Regions from separate parts of the Mus musculus genome. Here region 1 is linked to region 2. The links are chromatin loops, found by intact Hi-C in ENCODE. Cell type or tissue: left cerebral cortex. All regions are shown on one strand. Each heading gives the region's core, and the rest is flanking DNA. Links, peaks and the distances in the headings are about the cores only.

The links. A loop is a pair of places that touch in the nucleus more often than their neighbours do. Peaks named below come from ENCODE experiments on the same cell type or tissue, not always from the same donor. Only the 100,000 strongest peaks of a DNase experiment are listed, where the experiment ranks them.
Region 1: a loop joins it to region 2, with 2.5 times the contacts of the local background. A loop is called at or near these places in 22 of 42 quality-filtered maps.

What each region holds. Positions count from the first base shown.
Region 1 is chr2:65,136,763-65,153,240 of GRCm38, reverse strand. It overlaps Cobll1 (Cobl-like 1), which reads left to right. Exons shown (of 14, transcript NM_177025.6): 2 at 2,074-2,262. It overlaps LOC115489595 (a small nuclear RNA gene), which reads right to left and starts at 9,327; the gene lies at 9,269-9,327. In left cerebral cortex, for the core only: a CTCF peak has its summit at 7,633 (motif pointing left); a DNase peak (open chromatin) is centred at 7,597.
Region 2 is chr2:65,561,733-65,578,210 of GRCm38, reverse strand. Scn3a (sodium channel, voltage-gated, type III, alpha) reads left to right here and starts at 10,719. Exons shown (of 27, transcript NM_001355167.1): 1 at 10,719-10,945. It overlaps Gm34833 (a long non-coding RNA gene), which reads right to left. Exons shown (of 6, transcript XR_003953838.1): 3 at 7,111-7,286; 4 at 3,755-3,919; 5 at 3,375-3,510. In left cerebral cortex, for the core only: CTCF peaks have their summits at 10,619 (motif pointing right), 12,250 and 12,453; DNase peaks (open chromatin) are centred at 10,855, 11,680, 12,235, 12,389 and 1 more place; H3K4me3 peaks cover 2,171 bases; H3K27ac peaks cover 1,184 bases.

The DNA.
Region 1 (16,478 bases), core at 3,145-11,144, 420 kb after region 2:
GAAACCTCAATAAAGAGCGCAGGCAAACACTAGGCCACAGTCCGAATGTTTTTGCCTTTAAGTTTGCTCTGCTGAACAACTCAGTCCATTACTTTTAGACTCACTCAGGTTTTTATAATGCAGCCAGACTCGCTGCCAGAACATAACATGAATGGCCTCTAACCCAGTTCCTGATAGAGTCCTGTTCATCTCAGAACCCTCTGGAGAGCCTGACCTTTACTGCCTGTGTTTCTGAAGGCATTCTGGTCTTCTGAAGTCCTGAATGGCCCATTCAGTTCTGCTCATAGCATATTTGGGCTTCTCTAGCCTACAGCTCCAAAGCCTTCCATATTCCTTCTACATAGCAGTTTTACAGGTCCGTGAACCACAAGGCTAGGAAAGTTACTTTGTGTTTTTTTTTTTAAATTATTATTATTTTATTTTTCCATTACAACAAAGTGTTTGACAAAAGCAATGAAGAATGTATTTGGGCTCCTAATTTTCCAGCGTAGTCCGTCATGGTGAGGAAGTCACGATAATTAGGATTCCAGGGCTCTCCCTTTCTTCTTTCTATGCCATCTGGGCCCTAGCCTTCCGGAAAGTGGTGCCTACATTCAGGGTGGATCTTTCCTGCCTCAGTTAAACTCGTCTGAAAATGCCTACTGGGTAACAGTCGTGTCTGAGTGTGTGTCTTACAGACAGTGAGGGAGTTCATTGTTCAATGCTAGGAGCAGTACCAAACACAGCCACTTACAGCTTTCTTGCTTCTTTTCTGGTATCGTAAATTCAGAGTGGTGATCTGGTGAGCAGGGAATGATAGGAAAAAAAAAATAGCTGGATTTAAAGATTTGGTTGAAAACACTGCATCAATTCAAAGAAGAAAGAAGCTCTGTGTGCATGTTTGGGGCCAGAGGGAGTAAGCTAGACAGTAAAGGATAGATAAGGTTTATCTGGATGGAGAAGTAGGGTACACTAAACTGGAAAGAAATCAGGAAAGACTCAGAGACCACTGTGAGGTGTACAGTACAACAGTCCATCTTGAGACATTGTTCATAAGTTATCTCATCAAAGAAGAGATGATATTCTTACTTCAGTAGGACTGAACACACTGAACTGGATGAAGGCCAATAGGGAGTCTCTTTACCTTGCCTTTTTTGTTTAAGAATATGATAATTATACACAGAGAGCTCTGGGTCTCATAAGGCCATTTTCATACAGATGCACAGTGCCCTTCTCGCTTCACCCCCATGTCCTTTATTTGCCTCCTGTCTCCCTCTCCTGTTACTCATCTTCATTCACATAGTTTCTTTCTACCTTTAGGTAATACACATAGTACCTATATAAAGTCAAGGCTCCACAAATGAGTGAAAATGCACACGATTTGTCTTTCTGAGCCAGAATTCACTTACTGTCATAATCCTCGGTTGCATCCGTTTTATTGCAGGTGATATAATTGTATGCTACAGCTGAATCATATGCCGTTCTGTGTGTATAGACCCGTGTCCTTTATGCATCCTTGTTGATGGACTCCTAAGATGATTCCACAGTGTGGCTGTTGTAAATAGTGGGGCAGTGAACATCCTTTAACAAGGATGCTATGGTATCCTGACTTAAATACCCTTTCAGTGAAGAGCGGAGAGGCACAGCTGGGTCATACAGTCCATTGGTTGTGATTTAACCCACAACAGTCATGCAGATTTCCAAAGTGGTTTGACCAGTTTACTGTCATACTTAACTGTTTGTAAGGGCTCCTTTTTCTGTAAATCTCAACAGTGTTAGTTGTTTGGTTTTTTTTTGTTGTTGTTGTTGTTTTCTTAATGTCCATTGTTCTGATTAGGACGAGCTGAGATCACAGTGCTATTTTAGGTTCTTTCTCTAAGGGCTAGTGATGAATATATTTCATGTATTTATTGGCCATTTATATTTCATGTCTTTCAGTTTAATAAATTAAAAGTTTCCTGATGTGAAAGTCATAAAAACTTAAGGTTTTTCATTTGTTTGTTTTGTTGTTGTTGTTTAGTTGTTTTTCTTTAATAAAACTAGGTGATACTGGAAAGCATCTTTTTTATTTTCTGAATTTTCTTCTTCTCGTAGCAGGAAAACAAAAGGGAAGGCGCCTCTTCCTCCGGCCGAGACGAAGGGCACTGATGTCTCTTCTGCTGAAGACCCTGTAGAATCTACTGCTGTCGTCACAGAGCAACAAGACAATATGATAGATAAAGATATTGAGCTCTCAGTGGTCCTGCCGGGAGATATCCTCAAGTCTACTACTGTTCATGGCAGGTATGCTGCAGCGGCTAAAACACCAGCACCCCACGCTCTTCTGCCACCATTGAAACCACTGTGACCGACGTCGTCATTTATCTTCCTTTGACACAATATACCTGTTGATTTTGAGTTATTCTCTGTTTTTTAAAGAAGGGCGAAAAGAGTAGTAGGCCTTCTCTATCAGTGGGTCAGTCTCAAGCTTGTGTATTCTACTGATCCAACTCAATGATTAAGATTTGGAATTTTTTTTACCTATTTCGTTATTTGTTGGTAGGTGAAAAGAGCCAGTCCTACTATCTCATGTGTCAGTCCAGGTTCCAGAGCCAGTGTCTGCAGCACAGTTCTTCCTTCTGTCCTTACCAATTTGTTCTTTCTGCTTCAGGCTGCTGCTGGGATGTAAGAGTTAGTTAAAAAGTAGCATTTTCTTTTTTATCCAAACAAATAGATTTATATGCAACATTAGGGATTTTTTTTTTAAGTTCACTCATTTAATCCCATAAAATAAAATCCTGGCTGCGTTGAGCAGAAATAGAAAGTCAATCGTGAGCTGGCAGGGAAGGAAGGTGTGATTTAGGAGATTAACAGTTTTAAATATCTGAAAGGTGGGGAAATGAAACAAAGCCACTTGTAATTTTCCCTTCCATCCTGAGGTAGAGAGTGGCATGGACCGTATACCTGACCTCACTGTGCACTTTTCTGCCTTCCCCACTGTGTTGTGATCCAGTGGCTTGTGTTAGAAGTAGAGATTGCTTGACCTTACTATGGGATGCTGGGCATGTGTAGCAAAAGAAGGAAACAGTGTGTTACTGCATTACACCTCTATGGCTTTCCATAAAACTCTCACTCGGGATTATGATAATTTCAAATTCATCACAATCATATTGTCTTACCTAGGGTTTCATTGCTGTGACCAGACACCGTGACCAAGGCAACTCTTATAAGGACAACACTTAATTGGGGCTGGCTTACAGGTTCAATGGTTCAGTCCATTGTCATCAAGATGGGAACATGGTGGCATCCAGGCAGGCATGGCGCAGGCAGAGCTGAGAGTTCTACATCTTCATCTGAAGGCTGCTAACAGAATAGTGGCTTTCAGAAAGCTAGGACAAGGGTATTAAAGCCCACATCTACAAGGTTACCCCCTACTCCAACAAGGCCATGGCTCCCAATAGTGCCACTCCCTGGGCCAACCATATATGAACTATCACACATATGTAACTCTAAATATTATAAAGACTGATGAAAATATAATGAATGCAGCCTTAGGAAATTCTTCTAAGAATTCCAGCTTATAGTCTTAAGTCTCAGTAAGTTACATTGTTTCCATTTGTTTTTGTAGTTAAAGTAGTTTCAGGATTTCTTCACTGAGCCCTATTGATGAGGTTTTTGCACTTGTCATGAATCGTGGTAGCCTTCCACCTGTGCCTGCCTCATCTGGGGGAGGAAGCAGAAGACTATGATCCTCAAACCAGGACTCTTAACATCGTAGCCCTCACATGAAACACTCAAATCAGTAGTCTGTCACACACTGAAGTAAAACGGTGAAAGGGATTGATGTAGCTGAGGCCTCAAAGCTGACTCCCAGCTGTTCAGTTTCCCTGGCTTTTCTCTAAGGCTTGTTTGTAGGTAAGGCTGGTTTCATCACTGGCCACCCCCTTCTTTAGATGTCCCAGTAAGCTCACTGGATTGTGGTCTTTTCTGTTTGGGATCAGCTGTTATCCTAGCAGCTTGGCCTCGGATTTGAACCCTGGTCTTCTTATGAGGCCTGCCCATTCACAAGTCTCAGGCTTCCTCCTTGCCACCTTTACTCTGAATAGCTACATCCTGAGTCCTCCGTCCTGAGAGCTTGGGGCTATCTCATCACAGTGAACTGCCCTTGGCTGAGACCTTGACCTTCGTCTTCCTTTAGTAGTCTTTGAATCAGGGTTTCCACCTTCTGTTTCTCGGCTGGATTTGTTCCTCCTCTCTTAGTCTGACTTTGACTGGATTTCATGCCCCGTTGTATTCCTCGAGTCCACATTTTCTTTGGCTCTGGGTTTTCTTCATCTATCACTTAAAGGTTCTGAATCATTTTTGCTACAAGCATTCTTGCCAGGTCCAGAGGCCTGAAGAACTTTCCATACCTTTGTCTTCTAGCTCTTTGGCTTCTCCATTCCTCAGTCCTGGGTAATTTTCCATCAATCAACCTTTGTGTATGTCCCAGCCCAGCTATTGTTGGTTGCATTGCGGCATTTGCTTATCTATGGAAAAGGTTTGTGCCTGAATTGTTAGGATTAAATAACACATTGTATATTGCTAGGGTTACATGAAATACTATCACTGCTTGGCACATATATTGGCTCTAGTGTTTACAGATGGGGAGGGATATTGGGGTTCAAGGCCATCGAGCTCTGTATCACAGAGTCAGACTCCTCCCCGCCTCCCAAGTTCTTTTCTATAGGGAAATGATCACTGTCACCTGGCCCCTGGCCCTTTGTTGCTGGACACACAGATTGCTTGACTTAAGGTCATCTCAGTTTATGCAGCTATTGCGATTGAACACTGAATTAAGGAAGTCCAGACTACCATGTGAAGATTGGTATATGTTAATCTCTCCTCTGACATTAAGTAGGCTTTTCCTTCCCTGCCGTCTTTGATGTATCTTAAGCTTTGCCATGTGACTCTTCATTCTTCTACAGATCCTTTAAAAAAAAAAAAAAAGACCTCAGTACCTTTATAAACACCACCCCCAGCATTCTACAGGACTTCCATCTGCTCTTACTCCAGGAAGCTTATGCAGCTCCAATGGCACTTCATCCGAAAGCTTCCTGACATCCCTAGACTCACCTGCATCCTCTCACTTCCACACTCTCGGTTCTTTATGCAGTAGGATAGTTTTCCCATGGTGTTGTTCCATGCTATGCTTTCTATATGTTTGTCTTTAAAAAACAAAACAAAACCCACCACCAACAAAACAAAGATGTATTTCTGTCTTTAACCTCGTGTGCACACACACACACACACACACACACACACACACATTTGAGTGCAGGTACATGCAGAGGCCAGAAGAAGGTCTACGATCCACTGGAGCGGGGGTTACAGGCCATTGTGAGCCACCTGAATTGAGTTCTGGGAATCAAACTTGGGTCCTCTGGAAGAACAGTCTTAACTGCTGAGCCATTCTTTCCAGGTAGAGATCAAAGCAGGAGGGCCCTGAAAGGAAGTGTCTCTAATTTAATTTTTTTTTTAAAAAAGTTGAAGGCTCAAGTTTTATGAGTTAGAAATTACTTGCTAGCAGGTTTTCATGTAGCAGCTTGCTTTTAATAGCTTTGTCACCCAGGAGCTGACTGTGTGTGGTCATTTTTATGAGCCTTTCAGTTAGAGGATTAATGAGTATTCTAACTGTTGATGACGTAGAGTGTGCTTTGGAGTGTCTTTGTATGATTCTGTGATATTTTTGAAAGACCTTGCTATGTATTTCAGAGTGTAGTGTGGGCTTCTCCAAGAGTAATTTGGGGGTACTACAGGAGTGTGGTGTGAGGAGTCCTTAAGGGTGTGATTAAAGCTGTCTTAACAAGTCCAGCTACTGATGAGCCATTGTTCTAAAAGTTGTTAATAAGCCCAAAAAACACAAATAGTAAAATATATTGTATTTATTAAAAGTGTGAACTAATGGAAAAATTACAGTATAACATTTTTGTAATTGTAAAAGGGAAAAAGATCCTACAGATTAATACAAGAATTCTGTGTAGGACTGAGAAAGTTAGTTTTAAATAAGCTGAAGTACAAGAGTGAGTTTTAGACAAATCAAAAACTCTGAGGGGTCTGTCTCTAGATTCTTTTTTGAGAATATCTTTTCTGAATTTGTCTAAATTATACTTGAATATTATTTTTAACCATTTATTTCTAACATTTTAAAAATTTATTTATTTTAGCTTATATGTATGAGTGTTTTGCTCACAGGTATATCTTAGTTCCATATACATGCCTGGTGCCTTTGGAGGTCAGGAAAGATTGTCCATAAGTCCTCTAGAACTGGAGTTGTGCACCGTTGTGAGCTGCTGCATGGGTACTGGGAATAAAGCCCTGGGCCTCTGCAAGAGCAACAAGTGTTCTTAACTGCTTATCCATCTTCTAGCCAGCAAACGTATTTTGATGGCATGATTGCCCATGCATTTGGTGCAGAAAACATTATTGGCATCAGAACGTAATACGTATGAAGAGTATATTTGTGCTTTACTTTTCAAAAGAATTTCTCTCCTAAAGTATACCTACCCTATCTGCGGGAAGATGTTTCAAGATCTCTTGTCACATTTCTGATACAAGAGTATGTCTGAAATGTTCCCTTCATGAACATGGGCATGTATAACTTTACCTGCAGAAGAATGCCTTTGTGTGTCCACTGGTTTTCCCTAGAGCTTATTCTGGTTTGGAACACAGTGACGTTGGGGCAGTAATCAATGATGCTAAGGGGAGAGCAAAGACACATTATCCTGACTTAGCATGGCAGCTTTAGTGAATACCGGAGTTTAGTGATGCCATGTCCATCTGTCTCTGCTATCTTCTCCCCTTGCTTATGTTGATGGTAGCTGTAGTCTGATTGAAAACTCTAGCCATTTCTGTCTGCAATAAAATAGCTTGGATGATGGAAGGAAGGAGGAACTAGAATATTTGTCTATAACATGTAGTGTGTGTGTGTGCACGCATGTGTGTTTGCGTGTGCATGCACTTGGGTGTATGCGCCTATGTGCAGGTATCCCACCGAGTTGCTCTTTTCACTGTTGCTGTCCTTAACTGCTCAAGTGAGCATGGGAGGCTGCTGCACTCAGGGATGAGATACCCTGGTGCTTGGGGAAAGTTCCTTTTTTGTTTTTGAGACAGTGTTTCAGTCTGTAAAACAAACTGATCTCTGCTCACATTCCTCCTGCAGCTGCCTCCCAGGAGAAAGTTCTATATCTTTAACCAAAATGTCCAGTTTGGGAGATTGATGAACGTTTCCCATTGAGGATGTGGCTGGGGGTGGGGGTGGGGTGGGGGGGCATCCTATGCTGTACTAGCAACCCTCTTCTTCAACAGGGAGGAAGGAAAGGCCACCGTGTATAACAAGCCTGGAGACAGCCCTTCATTATACAAGTAGACATTTGTTTTGATATGATTGAATCTTCGGATACCATGCCTGCCAACAAAGGCAACATTGCCCTTAAGTAGAAACCCCAGCATGAAAATTACACTTTGCTTCATAGCTTAGTGTGTGACCTCAAGGTTTTTGTGTTAAATAACCCAGAGATATTTCATATAAAACCTGTGGCCCTATTCCCTTGGTCAGTGCCACTAAGAGCAGTTCAGACTGGTACAGGGCGGATCAGCAGCCAACCCAGGAGTATTTACATGGAGTAGAGTGCCACCTATTGGAAGTGAGTAGACTAAGAAAAGTGACAGGCTACACCATTGTGAGTCAGTTTTTGTTAAAATGCGTATGGATCAGAATTAAAAACTTCACATTATAGTTGTACTTATTAAAAACTGCTAAATAGAGCCATGTTTGTCGCCAGTACTTGGGAGTCAGATGTTGGGGGATCAGAAGTTTGTAGGGGAATCAAAGTCACCTTCAGAGAAATAGCAAGTTTGTGGTCAACAGTTAACGAGACCCTGTCACCAAAGGACAAGCAAAACAACAACAAAGCAACCACCCAAACAAAAAACAGATGTTTTTCCAGGCTGGTTTGGTCAGTGTCTGAGTTAGGGTTTCCATTTTCACCGTAAAACACCATGACCAACAAAACGGCATAGGGAGGAACGGGTTTGTTTGACCTACAGTTCCGTATTACTGCTCATCATGAAAGGAAATCAGGACAGGAACTCAAGCTGGACAGGGACCTGGAGGCAGGAGCTGATGCAGGGGCCATGGAAGAGTACTACTGACTGGCTTGCTTCTCAAGGATGGCTTAGCCTGATTTCTTATAGAACCCCATAGAACTTCTACCATATGCTCAGGGATGACACCACCCACTACGAGCTGGGCCCTCCACCATCAGTCACTAATTAAGAAGATATCCTACAGGTTTACTGTACATCTTAACCTTTTATTGATTTTTTTGTTTTACCTCATGCATCCAAATCAGCTTGTCTCCTTGTCTCTATGTATCTGCTATCTGTCCTAGAATCCCCCCAAAACAAAACAAAACAAAAAAATAAAATACAAAGCATAAAAAAAAAAAATCTCATTGTGGATGTTGTAGTGTGTCATGGTGTGTCCCATAGCATTCCCTTTTGTCTATACATCTTTACCACTAGGTTCATTGCAATGAGTCTGGTTCAAGACCTCTGGCTTCTAATATAGCATCAATACTGGATCCTCCCAGGGACTCCTCAGATAACCTGTTGTTATGGAGATACTGCAGCTTTGGATCTGTGGGGCTGGCCCTTTCCTCTGCCCCAGTGGCTCATAGATGAGGAGGATGAGTGGGCCTGCAGCTGGGTCTTACCAAGGTATTTCCTTAATCAAGGCTCCCTCTTTTGACATGACGTTAGCTTGTTTCAACTTGACATAAAACCAGACAGCACAGTCAGAAACCCACTCCCTATTTGGTCCTTTTAATTCTTTACCATGGAGTGACTATAAATTCTGAGCTATAAATTCCCATAATGGAAGCTGAGTTAGTTGTCTTTGTAGGAGTCTTCACCAAAGACCAGCCTTGGCTTGGAGAGGGGTTCTGAGGAGGCAATATTTGAGAGCAGTGAAACAAACAACTCAAACCTAAATGGCAGGTGACAGCTGACAGCCAGCCTTGTAGTCTGCTCAAGAGGGCTCCCTAGACAGCTCTCTTACATAGCTCTGGGCTCTGTAGTTCCTCCAAATAAGTTTCTGCTCAAGACAGCTCTATGTAGAGATGGCTCTCTCATGCTAGAAAAAAAAAGTTCTAAAATCTCTCTGGATAGCTCAAGAATTTTCCCATAAAAGTCAGAAAAGCTGCTATAAAAATTCTTGGATATTTTAGGAATAATTCTAAAAGAGCTATGTTAGCTCTCTAAGTAATTCTTGGGATTTCTGACCAAGGTCAAAAATCCTCTTAGAAAAATTCTGAAAGAGGTACTCTAAATGAGCTATGTTTGCTCTTCATGGATTTTCGGACCAAAACCAGAAATACTGTTAGAAAACATTCTTAAAAAGCTGTGTTTACTCTCCAGAGATCTCTAAAACAGCTCAGCTCTCGAAAGAGAAAATTCTAAAAAAGAAAAAAAAAAAAACCCAAAACTATCACTCACTTGCTGGTTCATCTTATGCAGACCAACAGCCCAGTCTTTTATGTATATATCAGTTCAGTCACTTACTCCAGGTTCCCACTTGATCAGCCCATGAATCAGTATCCCATGACCATAGCCTCTTAAGAATCTTGGGAAAAGGACCACAAGCAATTTTTTTTTTTTACATTGCAAAAACATTCAGGAATCTGCCTGACTTTGTTAAGCAGAGACAATGAGGCAGCTTGATGGGACCCCGCCCTGAACTTACCATTCCTACCACCCCTGGCCCTGGCCCTAAACTCTCTCTGTCCCAGGCTGACCCTGAACTCAGGAATCTGCCTGCCCTTGTAATAAGCACGAACAAAAACTCGGGTGGCATTTTGCTAGTATCCTTCTGACAAGCTGGCTCATAGTCCATCTCCCCCTGTTCTTGTGGATCTATGAAGCTCCTTATACAATTCATATTTCATCCTTCTATATCGCATAGTTGAGAAATTATATAGTTTTGAACTCCTGCTTTTAGAGTTCTTTCCCACAGCCTTAAAGGGCTGTCCTGAAAGTTTTACCATTCTTGCTAAGGACATGAATACACACCCGACTCCTGGACTCACTGTTTCTAACTATCATGGAGTCATTAACATTGGCAGAGAGAACATTCTCTAATAACCTTGGCAGGGAGAGTACTTCCCCAAGGAGGAACATGAATTTAAAAAAAAATACGTATTTTATACATACAACCCTTATATCCACAGCAACCATCCACACTTGTGGAAGCCTGCTGGCTATGTTTCAGGGGCAGCAACCATGTCATGCTGCCCCTTATATGGCCAAGCAGGACTCACTCCCTCACTCCATTAGTTTCTAACTAAGGCCTCCTGTGTCTCCTTTTCTACTATCGAGCTCTGATTTCCTTTATAGACACGATTCCTAATTCTACTGATAGTGACTGCTTTATGACATTTTCTCCCCGTCTTTGAAGAAAAAGCATATGATTTCCTCTGAGAATCAATGTCGTATTTATAGGGCTTTTTATCTGAGAAAAGCTCTCAAAAGACCTGCTCTGCTCTGTCTCTTGGAGATTGAAAGTTCAGTCGGGCTGATAATGAAGACAAACCATATCACAACTCTGTGGGAGTGGGGAGGGTGGGTGTGGTTGGTATATTTTCTGAGTATATTCTTTTTTGTTGTTTAATTGTTTTTTTGTTTGTTTGTGTTTTGGTGTGGTGGCTTATTTAGATGCATGTGTTGCTGTTGCAACAGGATCTTTGTCTGTAGCCCAGGTTGGCTCTGAATTCCTAATCCTCCTGCTTCAGCTTCTCTAGGTCTGGAATGCACTTGGCAGCTGGAATAGATTTCTTCTTATATGGAAGGGTTTTTCATTTCTTAAATAAAGGTCATTATTTCTAACTTGTTCTGGAAATAGCATTTAAAGTAAATGATGGAGTAGACCACCGTATAAAATGATGGTTTTCCAGGAGAAAACTCTGTTTACTCCTTGTCTATTTTTAATATTTGATATGAAATCATTTCACAGTGTTCAAGTGTTAGCTATCTTCACATCTTGCTGCTTAGTGTTTGTCTCCTGCAGAACATCCGAAAGCACGTTATTAAGTGGCTAGGGAGCATATGCACTGAACTGCCATGGCCTCACTGATGTGCGCAGTGGTCTCTTCCCCCACTTATCACCACAGCACTGTGAGTTCTGATTTATCGCATTGCCAGGTTGCAACATTACTTGCAGACATTTATACAATGATTTCCTGGAAGGAATACTTAAAATTTTTTAAAGCAGCTAATTAAAAAATGTCTTCAAAAAAACTCTCTTTGACATGAAGAAATCCCTAGTAAAGCATTCTCAAATCCAGGATGAAATGTCTTCTCCATGTTGGATGCAGAAAAGTGTTCAGTGTTCCATTTCTGAGTTCCTTTGGTTCGGGAAGAGTTCGCACAGCACAGATCTTACTCAGTTGTTGGCAAGGCAGAGAAACAACACAACTTGGATTTGAGGATTTGTTGAAATTGCATAAGATACATTGTTAGAGACTAGGGCAGATTAGAAAAAGCACACATAAGAAGAATCTTACTTGTTCTTTAGGTGTAAGGCAGTGTATCAGTTCACTTATTGTTGGGTGTTCCCGTTTTCTAGGGTGTTCCTGTAAGTGCCCTTTATCCCTGAGTCATTACTTTTGCTCTCAGCTGCCCCAGATTGAATAAAAAATTACCTAGGCACCCTGTGGGCAAGTGGCCTTGTTTAAGCATGTGCAGGCTTGGAAATCCACCTATGTCATTTTTAGACTGTTCGTGAAGCCCTTTACTGCATTGTGGCCTGAATCTTTTGATATCCAGCTGGATCTTTGAAACACAGAAATAGAAGCTCTAGCCATCCATTATCAAAACCAGGTTAAGATTACTACTACTCTGTGTCCCAGATACAGCAAGGGTCTCAGAGGATTTAGGAAAGATTTGATGAAGCCTTTGATCTGTGTGATAAAACTATGTCATAAAGCAGCTATCCTGTTCTAAACAGTCGTTTCACCACTATGGACACTACTTTGAGTCATGAGGATGCTAAATATAGAATCAGACAAATCCTAATCCAAATGATTACTATGGGTGGTAAATATACTATGATTTCTTAAACCTCATTTGTTTCATTTGTAAAGTCACGGAGTAGGAATAGCTTTCATGGTAGATCTGAGCTCATATGCAATGATAGAAAGGAATTAAATATAAAAGGTGATTTTTTTGGTTGTTGTTTATGAAAAGTTGGAAATCTCACAGGGATTTCTTTATGTCAAAGAGAGTTTTTTTGAAGACATTTTTTTAATTAGCTGCTTTTAAAAAATTTAAGTATTCCTTCCAGGAAATCATTGTATAAATGTCTGCAAGTAATGTTGCAACCTGGTAATGCGATAAATCAGAACTCACAGTGCTGTGGTGACAAGTGGGGGAAGAGACCACTGCGCACATCAGTGAGGCCATGGCAGTTCAGTGCATATGCTCCCTAGCCACTTAATAACGTGCTTTGGGGTGTTCTTTCTACAGGAGGATGGCTCTTTCCCTGGCAGTAGTAATTATGGCCAGACCTGCTCCCTAACTGTTATCAGTCCTGTCATATGAGGACAATTATTCTTAAGCCAAGATTGTTGTCTTTGGCAAAAGTGCTTTGGCATTCAGGTGGATAATCCTCATCTATATTTAAGGGCTGACTTCATTTTCTGTGGGAGCAGTGTGTATGATTGCCCACAGCGCCTGCTTCAGAGTTGGAGTCCTGCCATTTAGTGTTGCGGCTCCTTTGTGACAGGGCTACATTGTGATTCCCATCTTTCTGGTTGAGGGAAACTCTGCAGTGGTTTAGCGTCAAACACTGAACCTTCTCTTATATATTTTAACCATTTAAACTGGTCTGAAGCTACATTTGTAAAAGATAATAGCCTCCTTTACTGTTAATGGCACAGCTGTATATAAAACAAGGTCACTACACAAATTTGTTAAAGTTTTCAATTCATATTTTTTTCCTAGAATATGTAACTCTCCCTTCTTATACCAGCCAGTGCACACAGATCTCAATGGTGTTATGTGGTGTGTGTGTGTGTGTGTATCTGTGGTGTGTATGTATGTATGTATGTATGTATGTATGTTTGTGTGTACTGTGTGTGTATCTGTGGTGTGTATGTGTATGTATGAGTGTGTGTGTGTGTGTGTGTGTGTGTGTGTGCGTGTGCGTGTGTGTGTGTGTGTGCTCTATGTGAGTATCTGTGGTGTGTGCATGTATGAGTGTTTGTGTGTGTGTGTGTGTGTGTTAACAGAGCTATTCAAATGGTGTTGTCCAGAAGGAAATAAGCACCGACTAGTTGTCACATATTAGCACAGCCTTCTTTCATTGCTTCCACTCACTTCCTGGGAAGAAAACTGCTAAGCTGGGGTCTTGCCAGAGAGTTGTTTACATATAGCTTATACATGGATTGTAGATAAGGTCTGGGCGGAATTGGCCAGAGCCCCTCTCAGAGTTCCAAAGGGATATATAGTCCCCTTAGTGACTTTATGTAAATTCTCAATTTTCTCATCCCCCACCCCCTTACTCTTTCTCTTTCTCTCCCTGCTCAATAGTTAATCCAGGCCTCCACACTGCCAACATTTGAGGTGTATGATAAGCTTCCCACATAAATTTTTGCTATAGCCTTCTAACTGTTCTTACAAGCTTTTAAATCTTACTCTATAAAATCTCAGGTCTTTCCCCAAGAAAGTTTTAGAAATACTATAGGATTACTGTTTTTTACATACTCTGCATCCAGCGCCTCAGAGCCTTGGCATTCCAGGGAGAACTGACAAGTGAACTTCTCCCAGATAACTGGTTCTCTCCGAGTCTGTTTTAAGGCCATTTTCCAATTAAGACATTTCCTCACACTCTCTCCACTCCAGCATTTACAGATGGGAGTCTGTATATTCTTTTTGTTTAGTAAATCTTGAAATCCAGGCTTTGCAAAATGAAGCCTGAAGTCACTCATTGACTTAGACACTCGTTGTGTGATAGAACGCTGCTTGCACCAGGGAAAGAGGAAGAAAGAGTGCCATTACAAACGTAGCTCTTGTGAGATGGGGAAGTGTAAGGCCCTGGGTTCAGCACACAGCTTGGGGGGCGGGGGTGTGGGGGGGTGGAGGTTGCACAGGTACTGCAATGATCTGAGTATGAAGCCAAGCTGAGCATAGCGGGTAGTTTGAAGATAAAGGTAAAGTGACATCTCCCCTTAGGTTCACATGGGGACAACTGGGCCTTCAGCTTTCCTACAGGAGACTTGTCTCTCTCTCAAAACTACATCACGGACCTGGGGCCACAGTGAGATCACACGGTGGTAGGCTGAGGCGCGGCATTAAGCAGGTGTGCTGAACTTGATATGGAACAGTGAACTGTGAGTTTCCTGGCCTCGTTTTCCTGTCAAGCTCCTGAAAGCTAATAGCTAGGTTCAAGTTGAACTACTAGAAAATCATTTTTACTGGCATTTACATTTTCCCCCAAAGAGGAGGGTGGCTGGTCACAGATTTCCCTACAGTGAAGTCTCTGGTGCCCCATCTCCGCCCATGAAATAAAAACCAGGACTTCTGTGTGTTGTTTTAATGTCTTTGTGTTAAGTGGGAATGTTTTAGGATCACCAGGCATTGGAGGAAAATGTGATACAAAAGGTTTTTTAAATTCACTTTCCTAAAGGACAGGCCATTAAGAAAGACAAGAGCACTGTGTTCTGATGAAAGCTTAGTTGTGTGTTGACAGTTGGTACCCATGGAAAGAGAAGCTCCAAACTGAGAAGTACCCTGAATGCCAAGCTGGCTATGCAGGAATACTATTCAAGTTTTTTCCTGTATAAAGATTAGTCCTGCATTTTCCTGTTGGTCTTTCTTTGATATTATATCAAACACTTACTTCCAATACACAAGGGCCCATAAACTTTTTGTATCAAAGGCCACATAAAAGTCTTAGGCGTTGTAAGCCATATAATCCTACCTACCACTGTAACAAAAAGAAAAAAGCAGCCTGAGACATTGTAGAAACAATAGGCAGGATACACCCTAAAGATCTCAACTTAAAAAGCAGAAATTAGGAAGCAGGAATAGTATCACCCAGCTGTAATCCTGGCACTAGGGAGGCTGAGGCAGGAGAGTCACAAATCTGAGGCCTGGAGGTGGATGCATAGTGAGGTGAGGTCAGCCTAGGCTTGGATTAGATTGCAAGTGGTCTGCAGTATTGCTGACATGTGCTCCAGTCTGTCAGATATTAGATCTGTCAGGACAAGTATGTCATTGTATTGTGCAATGACAGCAAACCCTAGGAAATACTAAATAAGTATGCTTTGAATAATTTAAGAATCCACAGAATTCATTAAAAATGTGAGGGTCAATATATATTTGTTTGCTAATAAACCACACACACACACACACACAAACACACACAGACACACAAACACACAAAACCGCAAAAGGCTGTACTTTGTTCTATGAGAACTTTGCAATGTAGCCAATTTATGAGCTAAGGAATGCAAGTTATATTATTAAGGATTGTTTCCTAACCCGAGTGACTATTCTTGGATAAGGAAGGACATAAACTGACAAATAAAAATCTGTAGAAAATTGTTAAACCAGTGCCAGCATCTAATACCTAAAGCATTCTAACCACTGCCTTTAATCTGTTAGGATTTTGTCTTTCTGATTATCAGATATTTAAGTTGCCACAGCTCTTTTTTTTTTTTCCTATTGTATCCATTTATTTATTTTTCTTCTCTTATTGTTCTATGTAAAAGCCAATCATTATATATATTTTTAAATATTTTTTATTATGTATTTTCCTCAATTACATTTCCAATGCTATCCCAAAAGTCCCCCATACCCTCCCCCACCACTTCCCTACCCACCCATTCCCATTTTTTGGCCCTGGCGTTCCCCTGTACTGGGTACATATAAAGTTTGTGTGTCCAATGGGCCTCTCTTTCCAGTGATGGCCGACTAGGCCATCTTTTGATACATATGCAGCTAGAGACAAGAGCTCCGGGGTACTGGTTAGTTCATAATGTTGTTCCACCTACAGGGTTGCAGATCCCTTTAGCTCCTTGGGTGCTTTCTCTAGCTCCTCCATTGGGAGCCCTGTGATCCATCCAATAGCTGACTGTGATCATCAACTTCTGTGTTTGCTAGGCCCCAGCATAGTCTCACAAGAGACAGCTATATCTGGGTCCTTTCAGCAAAATCTTGCTAGTGTATGCAATGGTGTCAGCGTTTGGAAGCTGATTATGGGGTGGATCCCTGGATATGGCAGTCTCTAGATGGTCCATCCTTTTGTCACAGCTCCAAACTTTGTCTCTATAATTCCTTCCATGGGTGTTTTGTTCCCAATTCTAAGAAGGGGCACAGTGTCCACACTTTGGTCTTCATTCTTCTTTGAGTTTCATGCGTTTAGCAAATTGTATCTTATATCTTGGGTATCCTAAGTTTTGGGCTAATATCCACTTATCAGT
Region 2 (16,478 bases), core at 5,753-13,752:
TCCTGGGTGATTGTCATTGATTTCAGTGCATCACTCTGCTCATTTCCAAAATTCTTTACCATGTACTGCATTCACAAGTGATGACTCAGAAAACACAGTGATTACAATGATCACTAGGAGTCTTAAACTTTCATACATTTACAAGCCATCAAAATGGTTTAACATGTTTAATAATCATGTTTACACACAGTAAATGATGGAAGGGAAGGATGTTCTTAATAGAATGTCAAATGTAGCATAGGCTATGGGTTTTCCAATTCATTAGCTTTTATTGTCTATTTTATTACACAAACTAAACTCAAGAACAAGGAAGTCTAGTGCCTTTATCGCCACATATAATTGCTGCTAAGATTTTTATCAAAGTTGTTTAATCAATCTTTTTATTTCTGTCATTTTAGAACAAATTTCCAATTTTATGTTATTTCCCTATGTCAGTAAGGATGCACATTTCAAACATGCAGTTACCTTTCATAAAACTCAATTTTATAATTACTCAGAGTAAAAGAAAATATCTTACATTTACTTAAAAATATGCCTGTGATGGTTTATATATGCTTGGCCCAGGGAGTGGCACTGTTGGGAGGTATGATCTTGTTGGAGTAGGTGTGGTCTTGAGGGTGTGGGCTTTAATACCCTTGTCCTAGCTACCTGGGAGTTAGTATTCTGCTAGCAGCCTTCAGATGAAGATGTAGAACTCTCAGCTCCTCCTACACCATGCCTTCCTGAGTGCTGCCATGCTTCTACCTTGATGATAATGGGCTGAACCTCTAAACCTGTAACATATCCCCAATTAATGTTGTCCTTATAAAAGTTGTCTTGGTCATGGTGTCTGTTCACAGCAGTAAAACCTTAACAAAGACAGAAGTTGGTACCAGGAGTAGGGTATTGCTGTGATAGGCCTAACCATGCTTTTGTTTAGAGGAATGTGGATTTTTGGGACTTTGGAAAGCAGTGGAATGCTTAAAGTTGGGCTTTATGGGCTACCCTATTAGGAATATGGAAGACTTTGTTACTGAGAATGATTTGAATTGTACAGACCTGCCCCAAGAGGTTTCATTGGAGAAATACAATATGTGACTTAGAGACTGTTTTTGTGGTATTTTGGTGAAGAATGTGGCTACATTTTGACCTTGTCTGAAGAGGCTATCTGAGTCTAAGCTAAAGAGATTTACATTCATTGCATTCACAAAGAAAGTCTCAAAAAAGCCAAGCAGATCTCTGATTGCAAGGCCATCCTGGGACAAAGCAGGTTCTAGGTGAAGGAAAACCTAAGTGCAGACATGGTGGTACATGCCTTTAATTCCAGAATTATAGGAGAAAGAGCCTTGCATATCTCTGAGTTCAAGGTCAATCTACAGAGCAAGTTCCAGGAAAGCCAAGCTTAGGCAGTGAGGAAGTTGGAAAACAGACAGCTGCTAATAGAATAAGTGGGACATGTTCCAGTCCCAGCAAGCAGTAGAACACGGCAGCTTCAGCCATGTGGCTCTGGCTTTCAAGTGAAAAATAGAAGGGATTACTGGGATAATTATGCTGGTTAGCTGTAGCTAAGAAATTAGTGCTGATTAAGAAGAGACCAGCATCACTGAGGTGAAATATACTGGGAAGTGTTTTCTGAGAGCACAAAGAAGCTGTGTTCCAGAGATAGCCAAGGTTGTACCTCATGCTCCAACTGTACTTGGCAATATATAAGAGTCACCCAGGTAGTACAAGTTTTGAAGACATAAATGGGTCATGAAGAGCAGCGGAAGCTTTCCACTGTGAGAGGCCATGGAATGCCATTGGTGAAGGTGTAGCCTCAGTTGTAGTTGACAGCCCAGGATTGAAGGGGTCATGCAAAGGATTTGAGGCTCGACACCATGAAGAGAGCCTATAAGAGGCTCTCACCTACTGGTGAAGCCTAGTTGCAATGGAAGACCCCAGTGTATTGAAGATTACAGTACCATGGGATGTTCACCAAGAATAGCAGTGGCAATGGAGTAGAACAACCTGAGCTTAGAAGTTGTAACATTGAAGCTGACTTGTAGAGCCATGATTTTCAAGATGCCAGAGCCATAGGATATATTCTGAGGAATGCTACTAATAGGGAGTGGACCCAGGCCAGGAAAAGAAGTTTGTTGTCGTCAATAAAGATGAAAAGGAATTTGGAGATCTAGAAAGTGCTTTGACAGCAGACATAGAGATGCAGAGTTTCAAGTCTGCTGAGCTCATATCCTATCTTGATTCAGAAATTACAGTTAAGTAATTGGATGGATCTTAGAAGAGACTTTGAATTTTGGACTTTTGACATGGTTGATACTGTTATAGACTATCGAGACTTTAAAAGTTGTACTAAATGTACTTTTTAAATTATGCTATGGTTATATATGATCCTCACAGACTCATGTATTTGAACAAGCCTATGGGGTCCAGAGAGTGGAATGCAATGGTTTGCATATGCTTGGCCCAGGGAGTGGCACTGTTGGGAGGTGTGGCCTTGTTGGAATAGGTGTGACCTTGTGGGTGTGGGCTTTAATACCCTCGTCCTAGCTACATGGGAGCCAGTATTCTGCTAGCAGCCTTTAGATGAAGATGTAGAACTCTCAGCTCCTCTTGCACCATTCCTGCCTGGGTGCTGCCATGCTCCCACCTTGATGATAATGGACTGAACCTCTGAACCTGTAAGCTAGCCCCAATTAATGTTCTCCTTATAAGAATTGCCTTGGTCATGGTGTCTGTTCATAGCAGTAAAACCCTAAGACAGTGCCCATGTTAAAAATTCTCTTTTTATCCCTTGAAAACAGGTTTTCATATTTGGTTGATTAAACTTGAGTAGGGCCTGCTGGTCATAGATACTTGGTTCATAGTAAGCTAAGGACTGAAAGATTTTCTGTGATGAGAAATTGGTCAGATTCAAAGAAAGAAGAACACAAAGATGTCTGTTGCACAATTATGCTGCCATAATAAAATAATCATATATCACTGAAAATAAAATGCTAGTATTTATTGGGGCAATGACTGTGCTGTGTTAAGTAGATTGCATACATTTGATTTTATTTAACCACCCCAAGTATATGAGCAAGGTGCCTAATATTGTCTTTACTTTAATGATACTAGAACTATATCTTCAAGAAGTCAAACATCTTGTTCATGATCATACACAAGCCGATTATGGATAAGATGCTGGTGTCTACTGAGATTTCATTGTTGATGAAAGAGTTGGGTAGAAGAGGTAGAATAGAGGGGGGATAACTAATTATTTATACCTTTGGCACTTGAGAAAGAGGGGAGATAAGCCTTGAAAATAGTATTTTGTGTGTTTTGTTACTCAATGAGGGTAGGGTATCAGAATTCACACAAAACAAGTTTCAATAATAAAAATTAATGTCATTTCTCACATGGGTAGGTTGTAGACTGAGCCTTAGCTCACGTTCACAGTCAGGATTAATGCCAAGACAGCAAACTCTCCAGGTTCTAGATTGCGTCTTCTGGTCACAGAGGAGAGGAAGTCCTTATCTTGAATTATATTGCTTCCTTCAAATAAAGATAACCACCTGATCAAGACAATTTATTAACCAAGAGAGGATAAGAAGAAACCAAAGGGTGGTAAACTAGGAAAATATGTACCACTCATAGCAAATATAAACCCCCAGATCTGGGTTAGACAACCAGCACCCACCTCTCTCACTATAATGTGAGCTTAGAAACTCTTCAGAGTTTCTTATATTGTAGTTGTTAAAGTTATCTTTGAAAATAAAAAAAATAAATAAAAATATACCTTTCATAGAATGACGCTTTAGCAAACTGTATATCCTCTGGGCTAAGAAGACCTGTGATTTGAGCCTTCTTTCCTGTCTTTCTGGTTTTAGACTGATTTTTCTGAGTTGGGAATCCAGCCCAGAACCTTACGCAAACATGTACCGAGTCACAGTCTTCTTTGAAACTAGTGAATATAAAACAAACAGTAAAAACACAAAGGAAGCTGACAATCATGAGGCAAGTCAACATTTGCAAGGACAAAACATAGAGCATACAGAATTAAAACCTTACTCCTCCTCCTAGTCACTTGATCATATATAGATTGGACATAGTTACTTACATACACTATATATTAGATGATGGAATGAAAGATCTTCTACCTGTATTATGTTATGTACTTTCTTGTTATTATTAGTAGTAGATGCTTAAGCCTTATGGAAAAAACAACAGTGTTTTTTTTTCCCCCTTAGCTTGGATGATCTGACAGTCTGACAGTGTTGTACTAACAAAGTGTGTGTAGGAAAAATGGAAAGGCCTGTTGCTTAGCCACAAAGCCCTAGAGTGGAGAGTGTGAGCCTATGGGTAAACAGATTACCTGGCAGCCCTTCCAGAGATCAGCAGAAGTGTACAGCTCCAGGTACCTGCCCTTGTCACATCTGTCTCTTTTTAATGAAACCCCACTCTAAGTCATGGGCCCTTGTAGGCACCTGAGAATATTTAGTCATTTGAATGGCTAACTCATTTCCACATCTAAGGTAGACAGATCTGTGAAACGCAGCAGTGAGGTTGATGTCTTACAGTAAATTACAGGTTGCCATGCATGACTGGTAGCAGTGCAATCTTGTCTAACTCAAGAAAAACAAGAATATCCTCGTTCTAGCTCATCCTTGGGCTGCAAAGCCTTGTTACTGTGTCCCGAAATGGGAGAGGCATGAAATACAAAGCCATGTAGGTGGCCTCATGGTGCTATCCCAGCACAGTACTTGTCATGTTCTAGGAAACTGTATGAAGCAATTTAAAGAGGAAATCGGCTGCAGTGTTTGTTCTCAAGGAACCCATAGTCTTGTGAAGTGTTGACGATGACAGGTGGAAAGAAAGTGGTCTCGAGGGTATAAAGAGAAGGCTATCTAAGTCATTTATGGGAAGAGCAACAGGATATCAAGTTCATTACCCTAGCTGAGTATTCTGGAGTAATTAGCAGTTGCCCAGGTGTTAGCTGGAAATTGTGATAATAACGGCAGTAAAGGAAAGTAATTTCAGAAGGGAAGGAATAGAGCCGCACAGGCAAAGTCATTCAAGATAACATTGCGATCAGGTAGCTGTATAGCCATAGTACAGAAGGCAAGCTACACTAGAGACCACACGGAAATTGAATATGTTCTACTGTGTTCCCATTTTATCATAAAAGTTAAAAATATATTAATTTTGTTTGTTTGTTTGTTTTTCGAGACAGGGTTTCTCTGTGTAGCCCCGGCTGTCCTGGAACTCACTCTGTAGACCAGGCTGGCCTCGAACTCAGAAATCTGCCTGCCTCTGCCTCCCAAGTGCTGGGAATAAAGGCATGCACCACCACTGCCTGGCAAAAATATATTAATCTTGCTGAACTAAAATATACCTAATTAATATATTATACCTGATTAGTAATTATGTCTGGACTCTTTGAGTTCATGATAACCATCTCATGGAGTAGGTATATTTTATTTACTTTTTTTTTTTTTTTGCGGGGCACTGTGTGGGTGTTGTATACATACTTAGCATTGATGAGTGCATGTGTGTACACAAGTACACACGCATATGTGTGCACATATATGCAGAGGTCAGAGGTCAGTGTTGGGTGTTTTCCCCTGCTTGTTCTATATTTTCAGCCTTTGAGACAGAATCTCTTCCTGAATCCAAAACTCATCAGTACAACTAGGCTGGCTGGCAGCTAATGAGCTTCAGGCATACCCATGTGTTCACACCCACAGAGTTGGGTTAGACATCTCATGCCTGGCTTCTTATGTGGGTTCTAAAGATATGAACTCAAGACCCCATGCTTGCTTGCAGGCGCTTCACTGTATGAGCCCTCTCCTCAGTCCCTCTAGCAAGCAGATTTTGCACGAACAAATACCAAGGGTTTTAAACCAATTCTACCACCATGTAATATTTGGTTTTTCTAACTGAAAGTTGTGAAACTCATCTATACTCCCTAATTTTTAAAGACACTTCACAGAATGCAGGTGTTATAACCAAGAAAGTGTTTTGCTGTCTTTCCAGAAGAGGATCGCTTGCTCCTCTCAATCATTACACGTTAGACATTAGGCAACGGGCTACCTGAGCTCTCCATATGTATGCTAGAATCCTACAACATAAAGTTGACTCCAGAGCTGCAAAACCATGAGCACCAAGACTTAAGTTTGCCTGGGCTTATTTCCCACAAATGAAAATATGTGGGAAGCAACTTTATCTTCAAGGTAACAAGACAGAGGAACTGAATGAAGAAGAGTTCCAGGGCACATTCACAATGGCCAAAGGCATCATCAAGTATGCAACAGAAAGAGGGAGTGGCGGAGGGATAAAGAAGTATAGTGGATATGAAGATGCACCGTTAATGTACTTGGCATTTCACATTTATCCCTGAAATGACATCAATATGAGTGAGCTGTGTAGGCTAAAGCAAAAGCATAATGAGTTCCAGTCTATCTGGATAACAGAGCAACATGCAGCTCTAGAAAACCTTACATGAATAGACCTATAAATGTGGGACTTCAAGTAAAAGAGACACGTACACAGTCTCATTCATCTCTCCTCTCTAGAGGTGACAACAATCAAACCATCAGTGTGTGGGTGACCAGAAACAGTCCTCATCATGACCTTTCTCGACCATGCTTGGTGTCTCAGCATGAGACAAAACGCTGTTCTTTACTTCTGCCGTTGTAATCCATTTAGCCCTCTTCTAAATTTAATAACGAAATCCCCGTGTTTTGTTTATATGTGCCAACCTTCTTCCTCCTCAGCTGTGTATTTCTGAAAAACATCTTGGCACCATCTTGGCACCTGAATTCCTGTCCTTCGTCTGTGTTGCTATGACAGGTCAAGGACACCCGGCCATTCTTTCACCATTCTTCCTGTTGGTGAATGCTTAGGTGGCTTCCCATGTGTTTAGTTTGTAGCCATGCAGTCATGAGCGTTCTTGTCTGTACACATAGTCCTACCACATACTGGCCAGTAGCACCACTTGCTCTTAAGGGACATTTGCGTTCAGCTAGAGCTAATTTCACACTGTTAAAAAAAAAAAATCCTGTAGTCCTTTCAGAGTCTATGGGCACTAAAACAAAATATCATATGGCTAAGAAGCACTTAGAAATCAGCATCAACCAAAAGTAAAGCTCTTACACATTGTTCTTGCAGAGCTCGAGGATGCAGAAACCTAAGGACGGGGAGATGAATCCCAAGGAGTTAGCTGGAGGCTGTGGATTTCCTCTGCTCAGAACCCCTCTGATTTGCCCAGGACGCATTTACCAAGTGTGATGGTTAACCTTGGTTGTGTTCTTTTCTGGATCTGGAATAAACTAAAAGGGTGAGAGTTTAGCTGAAGAGTTATAACATTAGGGTACTGAGAATCTTCAAAGTTTTATTGAGTTGGTCTATGATTTGACTTTATAGGTGTCGATGGGGGGGGGGCTATATACCTTTGTAATCAAAATGGCAGGCGGGCTTCTATGAACATTTCAGAAATCGTTGACAATTCTGTCCTGATTCCAGATACTATCCACCTAATGATGTTTATGACCCTCAAATCAGCAATGCATGTAGCAACTTTAAATATTAAACGTTTGAACACAACACAATCCACGGGTTACTAAATTGGTACCTGCTGAAGAATGGCAGTAGGGAAATATTGAAGTTTTTGTTCTCAATAATTAGGTTTCTTATGCTTTTATAAGAGCAGAACACTCTGTATATACAGTCAAATCACTGCAGTTCATAGCAGAGATTAGCCTCATACCAGGGCTGAGGTGACTCAGGCAGTATTCTTTACCACTGCGGCATGATGGCATGGGCAGTGTACATGCTGTGCACACAGAAGACGGTGGTGAAGTTTCAGGATGCCAGGTCGGGGAGCACTACCAGAAACTCCTGGAGTCGGTTATATACTGGGCTTGGATTTGTATTTTGTCATGGTGTGTAGTCATAAACCTGTTATGATTGACAGGTTTTTAACAAACACCAATTGTCACCAATTATCCACAGGTAGGTCTGAGCCACCAAGTACGGCGAATTGTTATAGTGGACGAGGTAGCCGATCACTTAGATGTAAGACAGAATGATTTGAGAGGAAAACCTATGGATCCAGGTTATTGTGGCATGAGAGATCCAAGTAGGATTATCTGAACATGAGGAAGAGAAGAAGTTAGAGCATTCTAAGATGCCAGATATTGTGCCTCGCTGGGCTAATAACCACAGTGCTTGACCTCAGGTGTGCTGAAAATGGTGGGGAACAGATGGGTACTTGGGGTAGAGAACATCTTCTGTCAGCCCAGACAAGTGCTAGAAAGAGTTCACTCACGTTTTACCTTCTTTCCCAAGGGCAGGAACAAGTCATGAGGGTTTGTGACTTGGTCGGCAGAGCTGAAAACACACTGGGTAAACAATGGCCATAAACGTGGGCAGCTGTCTTAATAAGCATGACACAGGTGATCGGGCCCATGGGTCAGTGTGGACAGGTGACATCTGTGAGTCGGGGGAGGATTCTAGACAGGTCTGGACATCTACTTACAGAATAGCTCAGGACCATATTCTGCTTTCTCCATATGCATGTTTCCTGGAGCTTACCCCTCTATGATACAGGAAGGTACCTCAGGAAACCATACACTGGTTTAACATAAACTTGAAATTGTACAGAAAAGCCTTGGGTGACCCAGTTCATCTGGATCTAAACTCCCTCTGAAAACATCTCATAATAGTATCTGCCTCAGAGGAGAGCCCTGGTCTTGTGAATCCCAGACTAAAGGACTTAAGGAAATCATCCCCAGAGACAAATGTTGATAGGCTTGAGTGCATCTCGTTTCTACCATCAGGCAAAATGGGGACTATAATTTAAAAATAAAGTAAGTATTTCTTGAACACACGTCTAAAACAATGATGTCCGAATTTCCAGTGTTCGTTATGAGTAAACTTCTTCCTGATAGACAATTATGGTCTAGCCTTGTCTTCAAGGCTGATAGATTGTCAACATGTAAATGTATGTGTGTTGCATCAATATGTACTGTCAAAGAAACAAGCTTCTTTTGACCACAAGATTTTTTTTGGGGGGGGGGGGTGTATGTATGACAGCAGGAACAGCTGAAATCCACCTTGAAGAAGGTAAGCCAAGGCTATCTGAAGTAGTTGGTTGGGAAATGATCTGCTCTTCAGGCACTAGGACCTCCTTTAAAATCTCCAGCCCTAGCCTAGGCAACATAGGAGAGCTGGTCCCAAGGGTTCCAGAGCAGCGAGCCTTGACGGTATGGGCCCTGGAGAGCCGGTGGGCTGACCACCTCAGCTACCACCCAGGCCCAGATCCCGTGCTTTGAATTGACCCACTCGAGCATCTACCCTACCTATGAACAGCTGAAGCAGGACTGGGTGGTCCTGCAGATCCAAGCTGCAGGATCGCCACCTTATAGGGCAACGACAGGATATCTGAGCGGAGTCCCGGTGAGGATCCAGGATTGATGGAGTAGCAGAAGCCAGAGGCCTCGAACCAGACCAATGACTCACTGCAATGACACACCTCAGCTTCCAAGGTGAGAGATCTTCTTTCTTTCTTTCTTTCTTTCTTTCTTTCTTTCTTTCTTTCTTTCTTTCTTTCTTTCTTTTTCTTTCTTTCTTTCTTTCTTTCTTTCTCTCTCTGTCTCTCTGTCTCTCTGTCTCTCTCTCTCTCTCTCTCTGTCTCTCTCTCTCTCTTTCTTTCTTTTGGGAGATGTTGCAGGGGCAGAAGGCTGATACAAAGGGATGGGGAGATGAGTAGGATTGGGGCTAATGATGTGAAATTCACAAAGAATCAATAAGAATTTTTTTAAAAAATCCTCACCGTCCAAGACCAGGCCTGCTACGGTGCTGATTCTACCCCAGCAGTGGGGACAGAGGCGGGGAGTTTGCTGCTTCAGTCTAATTCCATGTTTAATGAGATAATTTTTCTCTAAATGTGAAAAGTAAAACCAAAAACTGCTGTTAAGAGCCCCCTCAACTCACAAAAGTCATTTTCCCTTTGACTACGTGATTCTGTTTCAATGTCGCAAGCATTTGCTGCCCTAATGTCTCAAAGGCTGAGCTAGAGGTAGATCACGGAAGACCCCTGAGGTCAACCCCCACCTACGCTGCCCCTTCATGAGCACATACACACCCCCTAAAGGAGCACATATATATGCCACACACACCTAAAAAATAATAAATAAATAAATAAATAAATAAATAAATAAATAAATAAATAAGGTATTCAGATCAGAGGTTGTCTTCAAAACCAAAACAAAAGAAAGAAATAAAAAATATGAAAAGTTTACATCTGCATATATGTTGTACTATTTTCTAAGAAACCAGATTTTTCACCTTGTGTGGAGGGGGACCTCATCTTGGAAGAGCAGACTTAGAGAAGATTTTATGAAAACCTGTGATTCCTAATCAAACAACTAGAAAATTAAAAAGTAAATACATAAAGAGGCGTGAAAGGTTAACTGTGCACACTCGTGTGGTAGCTAGGTTACCCCCCACCACCCCCCCCCCCCGCCTCCATCATCTCTCTGCTGTCACCGTGGGGCCCTTACATGATTCATAATGTTTCCATACAGGTTTGCCTCCTGCCTTCCGAAGAGATGGAGAATAATAGGAGTGTTTTGTCGTTTGCGCAATGGCGTGTGTCTGCCAGTAGATGGCAGTAACACGTTGAATGCTGCCAGCTTTTTCTTTTTCTTTCTTTTTTTTTTTTTTTTTTCCTTCCAGGGCCGTTTTCTGATATATGTTGGGTATCATAGAGTGAATCTCAGAACAGGAAGCGGAGGCATAAGCAGAAAGGATTCTGGAAAGGTCTCTTTGTTTTCATATCCACAGAGAAAGCAAGAAAAAAAAATTGAATGTAATTTGCAAATCCCTGTGGCCCAAATCTGAAGAACTACTGGGGGTGGCACGTTCCATTCTAACCATCTTGGATGCTGTCCTTTGTTGAGCTGTGATTCCTAAGGCTCTCCATCAGGTAAGCTGACAAAACATTTAATTATTTGCACCGTAGAATCTAGCCACCAGATCATCTTCTCATTTTAAAATCCTCCCCGTGCTGCCATTTTTAAAAGCCTAATGTTTAGATGTAAATTATAAGAACTAAAGGTATCATTTGATTTGTAAACTGCTTACTATTATTCCTTTATCTTTCAAAGGAAACAGCCTCTGTCTGGAAATGGTGACTTACAATACAGACTAGGAATTAAGGAGTGTGTGTCTGTGAAAGAAACAGATGTTTGGGGTTCATTGTATAGAGAGAACATCTGTTTTGTTAGACTTAATGTCAACCCACTAGATTTCAGGACGACACCGCCTATTCGGCATCTTTAAATCATTAAATGCTCAGTGAGATTGGAGCTACCTTTTCTGTGCTTTATTTTTTTTTTAAATTCAATTTAATTTTATTTACTTAGAAGCTCTGGAGAAGCCATATACAGACAGTGATATCAATATATAAGGGTGTTTGGCTATTTAGACATTCTTATTTTTCTTAGAAATTTATCAGCATAGAGGGAAAGAGACCACCCAGAGTAACATTAAAATACATTTGATTTGGTAAAAGTGAAATGATCCATGAATTCCTGTATGTCCCATACCCTCCTGTTTTGTTACCTTTTAACAGCCAGAAGCTTGAGAGCTGGGTAGGTTTCTTTCCTTCCTGGAACATTTCATGGTTGGTTTTTATTATCAGTACTATTACTACCAATCACCAGGAAAACTCACTTGAGACCAAATGAGAATAATTTACATTGTGTAGAGTCTGTGCCTGTCACTGAAATGTTTTACACCACACTCATAATGTTCCATTCAGTGATCACACTGCTACATTAGCAGAAGACCTACAGGCAGTAGTGGAAAGACAAGTTTTTAAGATTACAAAGCTCTCTCTCTCTCTCTCTCTCTCTCTCTCTCTCTCTCTCTCTCTCTCTCTCATGTGTGAGTGTGTGTGTGTGTGTGAGTGTGTGTGAGTGTGTGTGTGTGTGTGTGTGTGTGTGTGTGTGTGTGTGTGTGTGTGTGTGCAATAGGTAGTGTAATGTCTCTTGTGAGGACAAAGATGAAGCCATTAGTGTTTGTGAGGAGAATCTGCATGGAAATATTACATCTAATCTATTCTGAGCAGTGTGTCCTGCAAGAAATACAGACCCGTGATATCAACCCAGGCTTTGGTCGGTACTAAACAAAGGGCCTTAAAACAAACAAACAAACAAAAAAATACCTTGGGGTACCTGAAGTATATTTTCTCATCATGTTGGCGAACAAACCAAGCAATCTCACTCAGTAAATGACATCGGGAGGCAATACACTCCCCCTTAAAACATTTCAAAATAGTGTCTGCCTCAGCAGAAAGCCCTTGTCTCACATATTTCAGAGCTCCGACTGACTATAGGATGTAAAGAAAAATGTTTTCTTGGAAAGGGTTTTCAGAAATAAATGCTAATTGGCTCAGATGTATTGTACAGTACCCGCCACGCCTGCAGGTGATTGAAAGTGAGTAACTTCGTGCTTTGTAAATGCCAGAGCTGGTTGATTGGACTAGTTTGCATTTATGAATGGATATTTATATTTGGACCCTGGATGCTACCTGTTTGATTGTGTTTTTAAAGTTGCCGTGCCTCCTTAGCTGCTCATCTGGCTTGGATGCTCACTTCTCCTGGTTGCTTGTCTTGCTTATTCTTCTACACATATGGTCGTAGTGGGAAAAGCTGATGTGCACACACAACTCCACCTTGCAAAACATGCCCTTTGAACTCATCAGAAATGAAATGTTCCTATTACAAGCCATCTAAAGCTAATGAGAGTATTTCACTCTTTATAAAAAATGCAGAGATTCATTTGTAAGGCACACATTACTTTTATTTTTTTTTTTAAGGTAGAGCTTAACTCTGAGCTGGAAATGGGGACATGGTTCAGGTTCTGCCACTTGTGAGCTTTGTAGGCTCCAAAAGGACAGCAGCTACCACAGAAGTAGTTGAGAAGTCAAGTCAAAGCCAGATTCTAATTCCTTCCACTTATTGCTGTTGATTTCTGAGTTCAGCTCTATGAGGGGCATCCCTGGATCTCCTAACTCCAGTTTGACAATGAGTGTTTCACTGGGCATGAGGGTAGAGAAGTGGAGACATTTTGGCGGTCTTTGGCCAGTTCCTTCTTTGCTAGAAACAGCAAGCAGTGGATGGAAAACTGGGGACGAGCTTAGCAGCTTCACTGTTTTCTAACAAATAACTCAAGTTCTGTAGCCTCTAGCACACTGTCCATAGAGCAATGATGTGCCTACTTGGAAAACTGTGGAAATAAAATAGTTTCTGTTCAGGGCTTAGTGACTGTCGCCTTCCTCTCTTATTTGCCACCCCAGCACCCAAGAAAGGAACAGGTAGCATTGCTGTTATTAGTGCCAGTGATGAATACCTTCTGCCACAACGGGGAAGGTGGAGAGGGAGGAAACCAAGAGGGGATTTGAACTGTGGTTAAATGTTATCTTGGTTAAGTGTTATCTTGGAAGAGGGCTTTGGCTGAACATCAGCAAGACCAATGTGTTACCCATGACAATGTCAGTTAGTGGATGCAGGCCCTTTCTGGTGAGTTCGTGGAACTTCTAGATGTTTCTCCCTGTCCATTGGTGTTATTTCAGACTGCACTGTGCTTGTTTGTATGTTTCATTTTTTTTTTCCTTTTAGCAAAATCAAGTGATGATAAACCAAGAGCATTATCATCACTTCATCTTACCTTAAGAGGACTTGCATTTCAGACAAAAGGCCTCTGGGAGGATTCACAGAGGCAAATCTATGTTTTGTGAGGGATCACAATTTTTTTTTTTAAAGTAACTTCTATAATACTATGATAATCAGATCACGGCACCTAAGCCTAAGAAATGTCTTAGCTCTGACTGAGACCCAAACTCTCTGGGCCTAAATCCTGTTAAGGTCACAGTTATATGTGGGAAGGCAAAATGTGCCTGATGAAATTGTTGACATGCTACGAAGGCCCCACTTCTCCCTAAAGACTCTCTAAGTGCAGCTTGGTGCTTCTGACAGCTGTGTGCTACCAGGATCTCTGTGAGCTAGAGCCTGGGTGACCTTTCAGCACCCCAGGCCTCCTAATCCCTTCCTTCAACCACCCTGGGCCTCTTTAAACTGACTCCAGTAACAGGGCTGTCAGCTCCATCTTCATGGCCACCAGGATGACTTAATGGACTCAGGATAGCATAGAGAGGACGGCCGAGAGCAGGAAAGGCTGAGCAACTGCAGGGTAACATGTCTCAGCAGGACAGGCTCTGAGCCTGGAATCTGTTGCCAGTCATTTCTCTTGGCTCCAGCTTCCTCCAAGTTCCTGTGAGTCGTTAATTGCAGGGTGAAGTTTATCAGAAACCATCTGTAAGTGCAAGTAAGTAATGTCTTTTTTTTTTTCCAACAAAAAATGAGCATAGAATGAGATGGTGACATTTCTTGCCTTCAGGGGCTACACACATCCCTATTTCTTGTTATCCTTCCTGTACAGAAACTTGGTGGACTTACTTTGTGGCAATGTCTCGCTTGTCTTGGAAAATCTATTATTCATTTCTGTACTTCTCTAACTGGATGCTTTATTCATCTTACAGAGAAGGAGGATCAGTTGCTCACCTGCTCTTGAAATATAATTAAAATCAGAAACAATTAATTTAGGAACTTTTAGGTTCTATGATGATAACTTCAATTCGCTTGTTTTTTACCTTCATTTGAGTATTGCCCCATGAACAATTTTCACATCCAACTGGTATGCAACGCAGAATCCAAATTCCTATAATTTTAATGTCTAGAAATTTTGGAAAGGAAAAGTGTCGGACCTGCTGCTATTGCATCCTGCACCTCTATTTGATCTGGAGGCAACTTCCATCACTCAGCTTCACCTGACATGTGTTTTGCCTTGTGGGTAAAGTTAGCACATTCTTTGGTTGCCCTTTACTGTGATGTAACCAATGGTAGCCACCAAATTCAGGGCAAAATAATACTGGTTTTCACTCTATTAACTGTGGGACGATGATAAAAGTTCTCTTACTTGCAAAGCAAAGAAACGCTATGTTATACGAACTGCCACATCCACTATGGCTCTCTAGGTCCCTAAAGTTTGAATTTCTATCTGAATACATAATTAGTCTCAGTAGAATTTTCCACAGTTAACTTAGAAATTTAATTTAATTTTACCTATTCAACTGGGCACGTTAAGTTTCAATGCGACAACTATTGATACATAGCTTTCTTAGGTTCCCATGTCTGTTATTTGAAATTCTGGATTTGAAATGGAAGAAACATATAGAAAGAAAACTTTGCCTAATATATATGAATGAAAAACAGTTACAAGGAAAATATCCAAATGAGTAGAGAGAAACACAGAAGTCGTCTATATGGGCGTTTTCAAGGATTTCCAAAGTTCAACAATTCCTTTAAATGTCTCTGTGATTTCTGTAACAATTGAATTAGAGTTTCATTCTGTCTGAGATTACACACAGGAAGTTCTCCATGTGATCACGCGCCATGCGCGAGCAATGTAGGAGAAATGATGGTCCCTACATTATTAAAGAGTGATTTAATATTGTTTTAGTCAGTGGGTGACTTCAAAGATGAAAAGTCACTCTTTAAATAACTTTGGCCATTTTCTGCCGAGAAGTTCTCTTTGGGGAATTTTAATCTCCCAGTAGTCAGAATATACTTTATTCTTGAGTTGTGCAGAACATTTTGTACTTCTGCTTTTCCAGGAGTTGGAGTAATTCATTAAATCACAACTCTTATTACTTACAGCATTGTGACTGACACGATCTTGTAAAAGGCTTAACAGTATACAGGTTGCAGGCTTAAGCCTCAGTTTAATCTAGTCACTTGTTTGTTAGTTTGTCTGTCTTCCACATGTCTTTGTGAGACATTACTTTTATGAGATTTCCTCTCTGTAACTGAAGTTGTTCCAGAGTATCCTACGAATCTTCTTTTTATTGGAACTATGGTGGGAATGGCCTTAAAAAGTGAAGACAAAGGAAAGGAACCCAAACTTCTGTGCAGAGAATGCAAGTCTGAGGAATGAGTGAAGATTTGCATGTGGAGACTAAAGAGCCAAGAAGTTCATTCCAAGCCATTCTAAAACAAGAGAGCACCATGTCCTCTCCAGGAGCATGGAGGATGGAGTCATTTCTCTGAAAAGCTAAAAACTCCAGAGTTTTTCTTTTTTTAATTAGATATTTTCTTCATTTACACCCCCCCCCCCCGCCCTGCTCCCCTACCCACTCACTCCCATTTCTTGGCCCTGCTGTTCTCCTGTACTGGGGCATATAAAGTTTGCAAGACCAAGGGGCCTCTCTTCCCAATGATGACCGACTAGGCCATCTTCTGCTACATATGCAGCTAGAGACCCGAGCTCTGGGGGTACTGGTTAGTTCATATTGTTGTTCCACCTATAGGGTTGCAGACCCCTTTAGCTCCTTGGGTACTTTCTCTAGCTCCTCCATTGGGGGCCCTGTGTTCCATCCAAAGATGACTGTGAGCATC